2 separate regions of the Homo sapiens genome follow, and region 1 is linked to region 2. The links are chromatin contacts, found by Hi-C or POLR2A ChIA-PET in ENCODE. All regions are on one chromosome and are shown on one strand. The core of a region is the stretch at or near the end of the contact, and the rest is flanking DNA. Distances in the headings are between cores, read along the strand shown. Region 1 has its middle 46 kb from the start of PARVA. Region 2 holds the start of PARVA (parvin alpha).

What was found. Hi-C counts contacts between places; a loop is a spot of excess contacts on that map. ChIA-PET counts read pairs that join two places held with the same protein, here RNA polymerase II (POLR2A). Pooled maps may share reads with other maps.
Region 1: a map of CD4-positive, alpha-beta memory T cell shows a loop between it and region 2 (9-fold over the local background). The contact joins the enhancer-like site here to the promoter of PARVA in region 2. A Hi-C loop is called at or near these places in 18 of 168 maps with a recorded cell type or tissue (CD4-positive, alpha-beta T cell, CD4-positive, alpha-beta memory T cell, CD8-positive, alpha-beta T cell and 13 more) and 20 of 50 pooled maps. POLR2A ChIA-PET finds 5 or more read pairs at or near these places in 14 of 52 experiments (AG04450, CD4-positive, alpha-beta T cell, CD4-positive, alpha-beta memory T cell and 9 more).

What each region holds. Positions count from the first base shown.
Region 1 is chr11:12,328,969-12,333,909 of GRCh38, forward strand. It overlaps a transcript of MICAL2 not described here. Among named protein-coding and RNA genes, the nearest start is that of PARVA, 46 kb to the right of the region's middle. RefSeq lists an enhancer at 1,502-2,003. Within about 2 kb of position 1,588, at least 3 of the 41 ENCODE cell types and tissues checked have a DNase peak (open chromatin) inside an H3K27ac peak, as active enhancers do.
Region 2 is chr11:12,375,349-12,380,458 of GRCh38, forward strand. It overlaps PARVA (parvin alpha), which reads left to right and starts at 2,223. Exons shown (of 13, transcript NM_018222.5): 1 at 2,223-2,435. The coding sequence starts at 2,300.

The DNA of each region.
Region 1 (4,941 bases), core at 338-2,837, 47 kb before region 2:
CAACTAGATTTCAGGGAAATGCTAGAGTCAGACTTTACCTCTTCTGTGCTTCAGTTTTCTTGTTGGTAAATTGGGAGTGCTAATAATACTTGTTACTTGTATTTGTGGTGAGGATTAGCTAAAATAATTTATGTAATATCCATAGCCAGTGCCTGGCATGGAGCAGATGATTAATCAATACCTGTTTGTTTTTTTTACTACAATGCACTGGATTTCCTTGCAAAGATGACCCAAATTTGCTCATTAGAAATAGGCTTATTACAAATATAAAGAGTTTCTTGCTGCCTGGACTGAGAGTCACTGTCCATCTCTACAGCTGCTGTGGGACTTTTGGTAGAATGAACTGCCCTTGTTTGGTGCTTGGTCATATTCCCAGTCCAGAAGGCTCTGGTCCTTGTCTTTGACAATCTGCTGATCTCAGTGAGAGCATTAGAAAAGAAGAGGAAAAACCAGAAAAGCCAGGGCGTGCTTCAGTTTGCCGCCAGCAACACAGGCCAAGAGGTGGCATGGTGGGAAGTGGGGAGCTGTGGGCGCCAATAAGCCAATAAGCCCTGTGTTCAAATTCTATTCCACTCCGCTTAGGCTGAATAGTCCTGGGAAAATCACTTAACCTCTCTGGTCCTAGATTTTTTATCTGAAAAGTGAAGATAATAATCCCCATATTATCAGGTCATTTTGAGAATTAGAAGTGTTGATAGGCAAAGTCTCTACCGGAGTATTGCCTAGGTTGTAGGCATTTAGTAAACACTACTCATATCATTTTACAAAATATTACTAAGTATCCACACACATCTTCTTTTAAAGAATTTGTCTAATTTTTACTGCTTGAAATTTAAATGATAGAAACCAAAATTGTAAAGCATCTTCTGAAAATCTTCCTCATCCCCAAATATGAAAAAAAAAAAAAAAAAAAAAGAAAAGAGAGAGCTAGTTTGAGTTATAGCAAAAGAAATCTGGCCAGCTTGTGATGTTTCGGAGGTGTGCCAAGCCAGACAGAAGATGGATTCCATTCATTCCCTTTATATCCTTGGTAATTTAATTCCCCTGTTAAGTTTATGGGCCTTTTTCCCATGATTGTCCTTGTGTGGGTGACAGATGCAGATCAACAAGGGGCTGGAGACTAAAAGAGTCAAGACGGGAGAGTGGCCTCAAAAGCAACCAAATGGAAGTTTTGCAGACCAGCCACCAAAATTAATATACTCTAACTTGTAATAACATTTGTGCAATAATAATATTCCTTGGTGGTTTAATATTCTATTCAGTCCCTTTAAGAGATTGCCCTGTTGCTTAATGAATGACCAACGCTTATTAGGTTAAGTTGTATTTGAGCTGGCCTGTGCTGCTCCGGTTCAAGTGATTTAATGGGAATTATTTAATAGGTATTATTAGGATAATTAGAAAATGATCACAGTTAGGCAATAATATTGAGCTATAAAGGTTGTGAATAACCAAATTTAGAGACAGACCTGAAAACATGAGTAGTCTGCGACAGTTATGCAAGGCTCCTCTGATAATTATGTAGGCAGCCTGAAAGGGGCTTTTGTTCTGGGAGTTATTCATTAGGCGGGCATTGAATTAGAGGAACATGCGGGGGTGCGGGATGGAGGGCAATGATGGCTGATGAGCAAAATGAGGCTTTGATGAGCTCCTCATTGTCGTGACAACAATTCCTGCTTTCTTTTTTTACAGCAGTCAGAAATAAGCTCTCCCGCCCCCGGGAAGGGTTTTTCCCCATTTTGTCAAGGAAAGGGAAACAAAGGAAAACAAAAATCTAATAATCCACCCCAGATGACAAATCATTATGTTTTGCAGGACGTGGAGAGAGAGAGAGAGAGACAGAGAGAGAGAGAGAGGGAGAGACAGACAGAGAGAGAGAGAGACAGAGAGAGGGGTAGAGAGAGAGAGAGAGAGAGACAGAGAGAGAGAGAGAGAGTGTGTGTGTGTGTGTGTGTGTGTGTGTGTGTCTGTATGTGTGTGTCTGTGTGTGTGATGTCTTTGACAGAGGTAAGAGAGTCCCCTCTTGGTCCTAGCTGCCCAGGTGAAGGACCAGGATATGCAGTAACCTGATTCCTGGGGGCCCTACCACCTTCTGGAAAGAGGCCAAGCCCAGCTCTGCAGCCACTTAGACTCTTATTGGTTGAGGCACTGTTACCTACTGGCTTGTTGCTTGTCAATATGATGATCAGTGTTACATACTAGGGGCATGGAATACCCCAGTCTAGCAAGAGACCACCATTCAAATTTAAATGGTCTGGATAACACAATCTGGGCTTTCTTTCAATACCTGGAATCTGATGAAAACTGAGTAACTTCGAAAGAGAAAGGATTTCTCCCCAGGGGAGGTCGATGAGAATAATTATTCCCTTATAGCTTTACCAGCTTTGGGGAAGATTTACCAGCTAGTTGTCTGCATGGAGCTTCTTGCCTTTTTTGGAGCCAGATGGTTTCTTCTTCCCGGAGATTGAGGGGTTTACCAAGAAAAATTAGGATGCACAAAGTGCCAGCAGGTGGCAGCAGGAGCACACATTATGTGAGAAATGCTAGCGAAAGCCTCTCCAGGACCGGGGAGGTAGCTGAGCTTACACTCCATGGTTTTCACTGCTGCTGAGGACCCGAGGAATAAAAATTCCTGGATAATGTACAGTGAGGTGTCCTGGACAGAGCACAGGCATTAGAATCAGACACTCCTGAGTTTGAATCCCAATGTAGTCCTTATACAATTATTTACTTTTCTGCGAAATTTTCTCATCTGTAAAATTGAATGAATAATACCAACCTCACAGAGGTGGTATGAAGAAAAGATGAAGTGAAATAATGTTAGTAAAGCACCCACAAAAGGGCCTGAAATAAAATAGGTATCCAAAAATATTCCTTCTCTTTTCTTTTATGTCCCTATTATTATAAAACACAGCTGGATGGTCAATGACTTCTCAAATTGTATTTATTTGTTTGTTCATCCATTCACATTCATTTGTAACTATACTCCCTACAAGAGATTTAAGCCGGTTTCTCTAAATATTTGTAATACATGAATTTTGCATGCCTGATCCAAACAAGGATCTCAATGAGGACTCATTGTTATCACTCCCACACCCCCGCCACCACCGCCCCCAAAAAACAGTAATGCAATAAAAGCTGTTCAACAAAGATAGCAGACTATGGGTTTTGAGGCATGCCTCTCTGACACTCTGCCACAATTTGGGAATGGGTTTTAGGAAATAGATATTCTTTAGGTTTCCTTCCATAACTATTTGTTCTCAAAAGGTACTTGAAGGCAGTGAGTTAAAGGTTGTACCCTTTCATCCATCATTAGACATGGCTGGTTGCTGTGCATTCATAAGTCAGCAGAGCAGGGGAAGGGTTGAGATCTTCTGTGATTCTAAAGGAGTCTCTCTAAATACAGGTAGCCATGAACACAGAAACACAGATAATATTATTTTGTCACATAATATAATGGGATATTGTCAGAAAAGGACACCAACCTTATAGATAATGGTCAGGAGTAATAAGACTTCAAAGTGGATGATTAAGCATGCAAGGAACTTGGGTTGTTTGCCACAACTATGTAGGTGCAAAAAGTAAACAACAAAAGTCAGTACATCAGAGCAAGAGAGTTTATTATTCACAGCATAGCAAACAGCAGGAACATCAGCTCGGTAGCCCAAGTTGCCCTGTTCCCAAGTCCCATGGTGTGACATGATGAGCCCAGATGGCACCTGTGCGTGCAGTGAGTTGTCCCATAGCTAGGGAGCCCCAGGAAAAGGACTCAGCAGCTTTTATAGCAAGCAGTAAATGAGCCAATTCCCCTTTCCCAGGAAGCAAGTAGTTGTGCAGTAGTCACACAGTAGTATCCTGACCCCCTTCTTGGAATTCTCTACCTGACTAGTTAGAGGAATGGCTAAGGTTCAGAGGATGGTAGGGCCTTGCAGTTTGGCTCACTCAGCAAAGATGTACAGGGACACTCCTAGTCTATGGAAGACTGGCTCACTCAACAAATACCGACAGTCCGCTTGCTGTATATTCACCTCTGTTTCCAGCTTCACTGGCCACTCTGTAGGAAGTCCATGGCCTCATTGCAAGCCAAATATTGAACAAACGTATTAATGAGAGACTAAAGCTGACCCTTGCAAGTTGTTTTTTAAAAATAAGACAGAAGACAGAAATAAAGAAGAAATGGAAAGGGCAGATGCAACCACAGATACAGCAAAGATTCAAAAAGATAAAAGAATATAACAAACACTTAATCCCGTTAGTTTTTAAATCTGGCAATCTAAGGGTGATTTTACAACTACCATATTGAAAAATTAAAGAGGAAAATCTTATGGTCTTTTCAATAGAAGAAGGAAAATCATTTGACACAATTTAACATCCATTTGCTAAAAACTTTTAGCAAAAAAAAAAAGCAATAGAACAGAATAGAACTTTCTTAATTGAAACATATTTTCCAAAACCATGCGGCAAACATCACTGTTAAATAGAAGCATTTCTTTAAAAATCAGTAATAAAATAATGTTGCCTACTCTTAAGTCTTCTATTTAACTTTGTGCAGGAGATCCCAACCAGTGTGGTAAGACAAGGCAGAGAAAGGCAAGAGGTTTGGAAAGAAAGAAAAAAAATTTTGTTGTTTCCAGATGCTAGGATTGTCTATATGACAAAAACCCCAAAATGTACAAGTAAACTATTAAACATAATATGGACCTAAATAACAGTGACTGGATATAAGCTCAAACTAGAAAAATTAATTGCATTTCAATATCTCAGCATGAAACACCTAGAAAATGAAGTAATAAAGATATCACTTACATTAACATCAAAAATATAAGGTACCTAGGAGTAAATCTAGCAAAAAACATGTACTATCTTATGGAGCCAATTTTAATACTTTTCTGAAAGTCATCAAAGGATCCAAACATATTCTTATATATATGAAAAGTTGATATA
Region 2 (5,110 bases), core at 973-3,472:
GGGAGCTAGCATTCAACAATCAAGACTTTACTCCTCCTTTTAGCCTTGCTCAGTGGTTTTCCAAGTTTAACGAACATAACAATTACTGAGGAGTATTATATATGCAAAAGCATGCATGGGCAACTGAAGGAATCTCCATGGGTAATTTTGATTATGGCACATTTAGGACTAAGCCTTGCATACAGATATTAGCAATTTTTGAAAGAATAAAGAACCACAGACTGTTAAGAGCTGAAAGTAGCCCTAAATGGCAAGACATCAGGGTGTGAATCAGCTATTAATACATCGAAATCACCTGATGTAGTCTGTTTAAAAAACACCTATCCCTTGGTTTCACCTGAGATCGACTGAATCAGAATTTCTGGAGATGGGGCCTGTGAATGCAACAAACTTCTAAGCGACTGTGATGCACGATCGAGTTTGAAAACCACTGTTCTGTGCCAACCATTTCATTTTGTAGATGAGGAAATGGAGACTCAGAAAAGGGAGTAAACCTTTCCAAGATCACACCGCTATTGAGCTACGTGTCTCTTAATTCCCTGACAAGAGCTCTCGGGGCTGGAGATACGCTTTTGGAGATGTCCTATATCTGATATCCTGAACAAAAATGATTAATGATGTAATCAAAACACACTTATATTTTGGCTTCTCACCATCCCTTTAAGATTTATTGTCTAGGAGGAGTTGTAGTAATCTTCCCAGGCTAGCAGACATCATGACTTTTCTGCTGTTAAGTAAGAGGCACCAACTAAAGCAGATTTTTTTTTTTTTTAAAAAAGGTAAAATTAAGACTCTTAAGATAAAATGAACCTATACGGTGTTGAGAATCTGTTGACTATCTTTTTGTTAAATTTTAGTTCTACTCAGAAACTGTTGCTTGTCACTTTATTTAGTTTAAGGAACTGTGGATGGGTTAATAAAAGGCTGAGTAACATCTCCTGGGAAGAAGCACAGCTGGCCCTGGCAGGAAGTGCAAGTGGGGTCTGGGAAAAGATTCAAGGTCCAAGCAGCTACTCCCCACGGTTTCCATTACTCAGACCACGTGGCTTCTTGAGCACACTTCTTTGCTCCATTCTTTGGTTTCCCTACTCCTCAGCATGCACGTGGCTAGAAACAGCCACCCTAGTTTTGATTGCGAATGATCATCAGTCACGAGCACAACTTCTGACAACAGTCTCTCCAGCTTAGTGCAGTCTTAACTGGGGCCAGCTGATCGTCTGCTCTTCAGTAAAGCAGTAGCGCCCTTTGGATTAGGTGTTCACCCAGGTTCAATCAGCTGTGGCCTAGAAGGGGCCACAAGGAGGAAACACAGTTGCCAAGGTGCTGTGAGTCTGTGTGTGAGAGACAGACAGAAGGACAAAGAGCCAGAGTGAGAACTTGAGATGGGTAAGCTCAATAACACGTGCCTTTTAATCATTTCCAGTATGAGTCCTTCAAACACTGTGCTTTGTATGACTCCCCTGTTATCTCAAATGAGTCTGGTTGTCACTCTCTTGCTTTTATTTAGGCAGGATAAATTTTGCGGGAAGTCCTGTAGGAGCTCATGGTTGTGCTTTTCCCATTCATGTTTCCACCACCACGTGGGATCTTCCTTTGTATAAGCTGCTGGAAACACGGATGTCTTACAAGAATAAGAAGCCTCGGCTTTACCCTTGTGCACTCCAAGCTTCTCAGTCTTGGATGGGAGTAGAGACGAGGAGGTTGACGGTCATGGATAGGTTCAGGAGTGATTGGTTCTGCCCACTTTGGTGGGGCCTGGACACATTTTGGTTCACTGCAATAATTTCTTCCAGGAGCTGCAGTCTTGTGGGCGCAAGACGTGGGCCTGATAACCCCACAGGCAGTAGTGCTGGGGCAGAGCGAGCTCACCAGCCGCCGGCTGGAAGACCCCGGGAGAGTAGCAGGGTTGGGTTGGTTCTCAGATGTGTTTTGCGCCAGGCTGTGTGGTGGGGACAGAGCCTGGGTAAATGAAGCTTTCCGGCTCGACCGCTCCCAACCTGGGCACACACGTCCTCCTGTCCTGCAAGGGGCAGTTTTGGGGCATCCTCCCTGCTTGGGGCAACCCAGGGGCGCAAGGCGCGGCCCCGGGAGCGCAGCTCCTTCCAGGGCAGAGGGCGGCGCGAGGGAGGGAGCGAGGGAGGGAGCGAGGGAAGGGAAAGGCGAGCGTGAGCTGCCTCAAATGCTTGGAATAATTCCGCTTCCGTTTGGAAAGCCGCAGCCTCAGTCCCGCCGCCGCCCGCTGCGTCCGCCCAGCGCCAGCTCCGCGTCCCGACCGGCCCGCGGCAGCCTGCGCCGCGCCATGGCCACCTCCCCGCAGAAGTCGCCTTCTGTCCCCAAGTCTCCCACTCCCAAGTCGCCCCCGTCCCGCAAGAAAGATGATTCCTTCTTGGGGAAACTCGGAGGGACCCTGGCCCGGAGGAAGAAAGCCAAGGAGGGTGAGTGCGGCCAGGCCGGCCGGGCGGGCGGTAGGAGCCGGGGGTGCCGTAGGGGCCGAGGGGCCGGGGCACTGGGACCGGGCGGGAGCGCGCCGCGGGTGCCCGGCGCGGTGGGGCGCGCGGCGATGCGTGCGCGCGCTTCCCGGGTACGTCGGGCAGGAGCGACGCGCACCCCACACTGAGCCCGGGGCTCGCGGGCCATCGAGGCCACCCCGCCCGCTCGCGGTCGCCCGGGCGCTGCCCTCCTGGGCCGGGGACCAGGCCAACGCCCCCGCCGGGCCGTGGGCGGGCGCCGCTTGGCGGCCGGAGGCGGCGGGACCGGAGCCCAGGCGGGGCCCCAGCCCGCAGACAGTGCGATCCAGTAGGCCCTGCCCCGCCCTCTGCGCCCGAAGGCTGGCATTTCCCAAGTTTCCGCTGCAGCTTTCCTGGGCGCCGTCGCTCTTACTCGTTGCCTTCATTGGTCCTTAAAATCAGGTCGTTTCCTGGACCTGCTGACGTCCTCTGGCAGCGGCGTCGTGGCTTTGGCCTCTTCGGGATCTTTTGTCCATCCCGAGGGCTGAGAAGGGCTCTGTTAATGGAGTAGGTGGACATCGAGTGTTTGTTGAATGAATGAGCGAAAAACTGGCAAACCTAGCGTGCCCTCGGTGTAATACACAATAAACTCCCACCAAAGGAGAAAACCTGCGTGAGACACAAACTTCGTCATGGGCCTGCTGTGAACTCAGGCATTCAGGGCTTTCGTAAAAACCTTTGTTTTTTCCCCACCAGAGTGAATTGAGGCGACCTTATTCTTTTTTTTTTTTTTTTTTTTCAGGGTAGTTTGCATGTAAAATATTTTTTTTTCCCATGCACAGATTTTGCGTCCTGGTTTTTGGTTTGAAAACGAGGTGGCAGTTCTCAAGAAGCACTGTGGTGACTGGTGTGTAGATAGAAGTTGCTGAGTTAAACATTTTTGTTTTAAACATTTTTTAGTTGATGCATGATGTACATAGTTCTGGGGCACATGTGATAATGTAATACATTCATATAATTTGTAAAGATCAAATTGCACAGGAAAGGGGTCCCAGTCCAGACCCCAAGAGAGGGTTCTTGGATCTCACGCAAGAAAGAATTCAGGGTGAGTCCACACAGTAAAGTGAAAGCAAGTTTATTAAGAAAGTAGAGGAATAAAAGAATGGCCACTCCATAGACAGAGCAGCCTGGGGCTGCTGGTTGCCCATTTTTATGGTTATTTCTTGATGGTATGCTAAACAAGGGGTGGATTATTCATGTCTCCTCTTTTTAGACCATATAGGGTAACTTCCGGACGTTGCCGTGGCATGTGTAAACTGTCCTGGCGCTGCTGGGAGTGTATCAGTGAGGACGACCAGAGGTCACTCTTGTCGCCATTTTGGTTTTGGTGGGTTTTAGCCGACTTCTTTACTGCGACCTGTTTTATCAGCAAGGTCTTTATGACCTGTATCTTGTGCCCACATCCTATCTCATCCTGTAAGTTAGAATGCCTTAACCTTCTGGGAATGCAGCCCAGTAGGTCTCACTCAGCCTTGTTTTACCTGGCCCCATTCAAGATGGAGTTGCTCTGGTTCACATGCCTCGGACAAAATCACTGTACTTGGGATATCCATCACGTTAAAGATTTGTCTTTTCTCTATGCTAGACCACTGGAATTCTAGATATTTTGAAATATACAAGAGGTTATTGTAAAATATAGTTAGTTTACCAATCTAACACTAGGTCTTCTTATATCAAATGGTATATTTGTAACCATTAATCAACTTCTCTTCCCCCCTAAAAAATGTTTTTAATAGATTGCTCCATGAATTAGAAATAACCTTTTGAAAGCTGTGATGCTGTGTGAAATTTTCATGTTTGTAAGTCATCTTAAAGTATAAAAACATCTTCAGCGCTGAGGATTATCAGACTTGATGAAGAACTAGACTTCTATTCCCTAGATTGAAACGAGAAGCAGCAAAAACATACAAAAGTTTCCCCACATTGGTTATTTTGGTAACCCATCGAGTAGTGTACAGTTGGTGGCAAATCATGAAACCCTGGCTTGGGAAGCTCTTTTCTAGACCATGTTTCTAACTTCTTCCTTGCAGCATTCCTGACATAGTCTCATCCAGTTTAAGATGGGGCAACTGAGAAATATTGAAGCTCATGACCTACCAGGATAACCATCTTTACCTACTCTGTAGAAATTTATCTCTCTGTACCTATCACTGTTGGTAGAGCCAGAGAATGAGTCTGGGGTGGCCTTTTATTACTACCTTGCTGAAGTAGGCTATCCTGCTTTCTAGAGTCTTCTCTCCACCAGGCCCAACATCCTCTATTCCTCACAGACATAATTTTAAGGACTTTTGCATCCTGTCTCTTTAGTTTCAGACAGGGTCCCTGCAGGAAAAAGAAGGCCAATTTAGTTGAGATTTTGAAAATAATTTAGTGAAAGGGCTATTGACAGAGCTGTGGGCAGGGTTAAGGGAACTAAGAAGGGATGCTGAGGTCCCTAGGGGCTAGCAACAGGAGGAAGCTCTTAATCACTCCGAGGCCTGAGGGACAAGGGAAGCAAATTGGAACCTATTACAAGCTGGGGTTATGGACGAGGGGCTGCTGGACTGGAACTATAGTCATAGAGGGATGCAGCTACTGTCCGAAATATGCAGACAGAGCAAGGA